Linked DNA regions of Homo sapiens: region 1 is linked to region 2. A link is a loop called in an ENCODE intact Hi-C map of the cell type or tissue named here. Cell type or tissue: prostate gland. All regions are shown on one strand. Links, peaks and the distances in the headings refer to the core of each region. The heading gives the core; the rest is flanking DNA.

Region 1 (2,910 bases), core at 64-2,563, 700 kb before region 2:
ACCTACATCTACCCACACGCATTCGCACACGCTTGCATCGCCACCCGCACGCACTCACTCACCCACTCCCGCATCCCAACACCTCCACCCCAGCCTCATTCAAGCACGGACTTCAAATTCCTGTGGGAGGCCCTTCTCTGCCTCCCAACCCACTGCAGGTGGGTCAGCTACTCTGTGGCCTGGAGACGCCAAAGAAATGCAGAGCTAGAGGTGGCAGGAGCACCTGCAGGAACTGAGTCTGAGAAGGGGCCTCTGAGAACCAGCAGGGAGGCCCCGGCTCCAAAGAGCCGCTCCTCCTCATCACAGCCTAGCCGGGAGAAAGGCCTTCACATCAGCCCCATCAACCCACCTGAGGAATCCAAACTAGACAACACAGCTGAACGCCACAGTGGAGACCAGTCAGCATGTACGTGTGCACACGTTGCGTGTCATCGTGAGCATGTATATACTCACGTGAGAGGTCCTGGGAAACTGCGACTTCAAGCAAAACGGCATGATTGCAGGGTCTGCTGTGCGCCATTTCCCTTAAAGTCACAGTTTCCAAGAACCTGTGGATAGCACTGAGGCCTTACTGTGGATGTGTGCACACACGATCATGCATCTTACACGGGCACAAGTTCACATGGATATCTGCATGCGATGTGTGCACACACGATCATGTGTCTTACACGGGCACGAGTTCACAAGGATATCTGCATGCGATGTGTGCACACACGATCATGCGTCTTACACGGGCACGAGTTCACAAGGATATCTGCATGCGATGTGTGCACACACGATCATGCATCTTACACGGGCACGAGTTCACGTGGATATCTGCACGCGATGTGTGCACACACGATCATGCGTCTTATCCGGGCACGAGTTCACATGGATATCTGCACGTGATGTGTGCACACACGATCATGCGTCTTACACGGGCACGAGTTCACATGGATATCTGCACGCGATGTGTGCACACACGATCATGCGTCTTACACGGGCACGAGTTCACATGGATATCTGCACGCGATGTGTGCACACACGATCATGCGTCTTACACGGGCACGAGTTCACATGGATATCTGCACGCGATGTGTGCACACACGATCATGCGTCTTACCCGGGCACGAGTTCACATGGATATCTGCATGCGATGTGTGCACACACGATCATGCGTCTTACCCGGGCACGAGTTCACATGGATATCTGCATGCGATGTGTGCACACACGATCATGCGTCTTACACGGACATGAGTTCACATGGATATTTGCATGTGATTATCTGTGCATACGGTGATGCGGGCGTGCGTATTAATGTACGTGTGTATGTGCATGATGATGTGTATTGTATCCAAACATGATTGTATATGTGTGACTGTGTATGATCATGTGTGCCTGTGATTGTGTGTGTATATGCATGTGCATGGTCACATGTGTGGTTGTGTGTGAGATCACGTGTGCTTGGCTGTATTGTATATATGTATGATTGTGCTTGTATGGCTGTAATTATGTGTGAACACGTGTGCGCGTGTGTGTGCGTATGAAGGTCCCAGCACAGCAGCCCCGTAGGAAGGCTCAGGACCCCTGAGCTGCCTTCAAGTGGGACATACTGTCAGGTGGGACAGGTGCACAGCTCAGAGGAAGGATGAACGGGGACAGAGGAGGGACCTGGACACTCAGAACATGGGTCTTAGGACATGATGCCAGGAGCAGCAAGGCCCAGACCCCCGACCTCTGCCTGCCTGCCCCTTTAAGGTGCCCATTGCTCCTAACCGGTGCATTAAGAGAAACCAGCCCTCAGAGATGGTCATGAGCCACCTGCGCCCGCATTAGAGGATCCTGGAAACAAGCTCCCTGGCCAGGGATACCACTGCCCCTCATTAATAGCACCCTGGGAGCCATGGCAAAGGCCTTTCTGGGAACCTCAGAGACCTGGGGGAGCACTGGTGTCCAGGGCTCCAGCCCCAAGGAGCTCCTGCCACTGGCCAAAGCATTGCACCCGCCACACCCTTGCCCGCCTTCCTCTCCCAACCCAGAAATGCAGGGCTGGGCTCTCCTGCTTCTAATGACCCTTCCCCAGCATCACAAGAGCACGGCAGAGAGCTGAGGGTGCAGCCAGGGAGCCCAGGGTGACGGGCACAGTCCTCGGGCCCTTCCTGCCCCAGGCTCACCCACCCTGGAGCAACGCAGCAGCATGACCCAGGAGGGTGGGGCGAGTGGGGGTGGGGCCGGCACACACCTTCATGCTGGGGATGATACGCAGGAAGCGGAACACGATGAGCATGTTCAGCATGCGGGTCATGTCCCACAGCGACAGCAGGCCCACCATCTCCGGCCTCCTGGGGAGAGACACGGGAGGCGGGTTGGGAGGAGCCCAGGAGCCCCACAGGGAGGAGACAAGGAAACGCGCGGGTTCCTGGACGGAGGCGCAGGGAGGGCAACAGGGCATGACGGGAGTGCACCCCACAGCCAACACCGAGCAGAAAAGCCTCTGCAGGGTGGCGAGAGGGCGGGGCCTGGGCTACTCACTGCTCCGCTTCCACCTGCAGCCCCGGAGCGACCCCCATCCCCCCAACACCTTCCCAGCCAGCCCTTGCGGGAAGGCTGCAGCCCTCCTTCTACACAGACCCTCTGTCCACACGGGAGGGCATGGAGGTTCCAGACACTGAGACTTGCTCCAGCTCAGGCCCCAGCAGAACTGCGTGAGCCCATGTCTCCTGCCCCGGTCTCCTGCGCCAGCCCCATCCCCTGGTTCCTGCCCCCATCGCCCACCTCCTGTCCCATGACCCTGACCCTGACCCCATCCCTGACCCAAGCCCCGCTTGGCATCCCTCATGGTCTTTCCATGCTTTCATTTCTGTTGAAACTCAAACCCATTCTCACCCACAGTGTCAGCCCCCCAAGGTAATGACTCAGAACAAAGTGCAG
Region 2 (2,910 bases), core at 294-2,793:
CTATAAAGAAGAGAGGCCAACTCCTTCCCTGGGACCAGCTACAGAGTCTTGGTAGGAATTTATTTAAACACCAAGGAAGTAAAATGTTTGGAAACTAACAGTTTGGCCAAATGGTTTTCTTTGGGGTTGTTTAAACAGCCCCACAACATTGCCTGAAAGTGAAACCTTCCCCTCGCCCGAGCCTCCTCCAGGCGGGCTGCTGACCTCTCCCCTTCCTCCCTGCACGCATGCAGGAGAGAAGGGCGACATCCCTTCCGCGAGGCCAAGCACAGGCCAGGGGCTTGGGGCAAGGGCCAGGCAGGGCACAGCTTCCTGGCAGGCAGCCTTATCCTCAAAACAAAAAAGCCATCCCAAGGGATGGCCGACGTCATGGACATGTCCAGCTCGACACCGTCCGTCCCTGCCCACCTCTGTCCCCGACCACATGGACACGCAGAACCTGCAGAGGGCTCCCGTGACACATCGCCACCAACCAGGTGGCTTCTAACATCAGAAATGCACCCCCCCACACACCCTAAGACATGCATCCCTGCAATCAAAAGTCAAGACGTCTGCAGGGACAGACTCCCTCCGAAGGCTCCAGGGCAGGATCCTTCCTGGCATCTTCCAGCTTCTGGTGTTGCAGGAAATACTTGGAGTTCCTTGGCTTGTGGCCGCCATCGCACTAAGCCCTGTTCTGACTCCATGCAGCCTTCACCCCTGAGTGTCAGTGTCTGCTCACCTGCTCTCATGAGGACACCAGCACCGTGGATATAGGCCCCCTACTCTAGGGTGACCTCATCCTCGCTTGATTACATCTGCCAAGACCCTGTTTCCAAATTAGATCACATACACAGGTTCCTGGGGTTAGACCTTTAGCATATCTCCTTGAGGGACACAATTCAACGTACCCAGCCGGGAGCAGAGGGTAAGAGGAGCGCTTCAGTGGAAGGACAGAGGCAAGTGTGCCAGGCAGAGCAGACGGCCTGGGCCACTGCACAGAGGCCAGAGAGAGGGTGGCCCAAACCTGTCGCCGGGGCTGATCTGAGCGTGGAGGCCTGGCACCCACCAGCATTGGCACTGCCCCGCCCACCACAGCTCTCTTCTGAGGCCCCACTGCATGCAGGACACGCCCCACTGCGTGCAGCTCCGAGCCCAGCCCTATCCTCCAGGAAGCCTCATGCAAACAGCCCGCCGTGCGTGCAGCAGATCCCGACCACAAAAGCAAACAGACTGCCACTCTCACACAAAAGCCGGGAAGGAAACGCGCTCAAATGTCAACAGTGGTTATCGTCGGACGGGTCCTATCCTTCCTTCTAGCTGTCGGACAGAGGTCGGCAAGCACTCTGGGAAGGGCCAGAGAGCAAATATTTTCGGTGCTGCGGCCTGCACGGTCTCCTTCCCGCCTCCTCAGCTCTGCCGCAGCTGTAGGAAGCCAGCCTGCCTCAGTCAACACAGCTGGGAGCAAACAAAACTTCATTTATGGACACTAAAATGCAAATTCCATGTCATTTTCCCATGTCCCAAAACATTATTCTCCTGATTTTCTTCTCAACCATGTAAATATGTAAAAAGCATTCCGAGCTCATGGCCTGTCCCAACTAGATGGTGAGCCATCTGGCCCCTCGGCCAAATGACCCTCGTACAAGAAGCGTGTGTGACTTTGTTTTTGAGACGAAGCTTCACTCTTATTGCCCAGGCTGGAGTGCAGTGGCGCGATCTCGACTCACTGTAACCTCTGCCTCCCAGGTTCACGCCATTCTCCTGCCTCAGCCTCCTGAGTAGCTGGGATTACAGGTGCCCGCCACCACGCCTGGCTAACTTTTTGTGTTTTTAGTAGAGACGGGGTTTCACCATGTTGGCCAGGCTGGTCTGGAACTCCTGACCTCAGGTGATCTGCCTGCCTCTGCCTCCCAACGTGCTGGGATTACAGGCGTGAGCCACCACGCCCAGCCATGAGTGACTTTTATAATATCAGAAAGAAAGTTACAATAGGGGAAGGAGGGAAGGTGGGGAGGAGGAGAGGAGGACAGCAGGTGGAAGGAACTCTCTGTACTTGTCCCTTAATTTTCCTGTAAACTTAAAACTGCTCTAAAAAAATGAAGTCTATTAATGTTGTTTAAAAAATTAAAAGGCATACAAGTCAATAGGGACAACACCAAAACCCTAGCAATAAATTAGCGAAGACTATAAATACAAATTAACAGGAGAAACAGCAGTCAGTAAACGTGGAAATTGGTAACTTCTCAGTCATCTGCAAATAGAAGGGAGCCGCTCAGAGCTGCCAGTGAGGTGGAAAGGCCTGTCTGACACTTAAGTGGGGGCATCTCCCGCTTCTGGAAGGGCCGTAAAGCACCGCAGGCTTCCTGGTCAGCAGCCCGGGAACCGCGGACCCCAGCATTTCCTCTCTAAGAACACAGGCAGAAGCAGCAGCTGGAACGCATGGAGGTTCCTGCAACCAGACACCACCATGGCTCCACAAGAACAGCAAAACTCAAGACCAAGAACCTGGAGACAACCCAAATGTCCTCAAATATTTTTGAATAAAATGTACTTATTTTACCTAAACGAGGGCATTCAAGGTGACGGGTGATGACACAGGCAGGAAAACAGCACACTCTGGAGAAGAGTGAATGATGTCGGAATTTGCATGAACGATAAATGAAAAACACTCAGACACAACATTACACACATTGTTTGAACCAATCTCCTAAAAGTCAATTTATGTATTTATTTATTTTATTTTTATTTTTTTTTTTGAGACAGAGTCTCGCTCTGTTGCCAGGCTGGAGTGCAGTGGCGTGATCCTGGCTCACTGCAACCTCTGTCTCCTGGGTTCAAGCGATTCTCCTGCCTCAGCCTCCGGAGTAGCTGGGATTAGAGGCACCCACCACCACGCCTGGCTAATCTTTTATTTTTAGTAGAGATGGA

Evidence for each region. Peaks named below come from ENCODE experiments on the same cell type or tissue, not always from the same donor. Only the 100,000 strongest peaks of a DNase experiment are listed, where the experiment ranks them.
Region 1: it touches region 2 in a loop (7-fold over the local background); 2 of 110 quality-filtered maps call a loop at or near these places.

Annotation. Positions count from the first base shown.
Region 1 is chr11:69,080,811-69,083,720 of GRCh38, reverse strand. It overlaps TPCN2 (two pore segment channel 2), which reads right to left. Exons shown (of 25, transcript NM_139075.4): 18 at 2,222-2,321. It overlaps MIR3164 (microRNA 3164), which reads right to left and starts at 545; the gene lies at 463-545. RefSeq lists an enhancer at 2,757-2,910. In prostate gland, for the core only: no CTCF peak of the experiment used is centred there; no DNase peak of the experiment used is centred there.
Region 2 is chr11:68,378,874-68,381,783 of GRCh38, reverse strand. All of the region lies in intron 5 of LRP5 (LDL receptor related protein 5), which reads right to left. Among named protein-coding and RNA genes, the nearest start is that of LRP5, 68 kb to the right of the region's middle. RefSeq lists enhancers at 847-896, 1,197-1,246, 1,277-1,366. In prostate gland, for the core only: no CTCF peak of the experiment used is centred there; a DNase peak (open chromatin) is centred at 1,253; H3K27ac peaks cover 2,495 bases.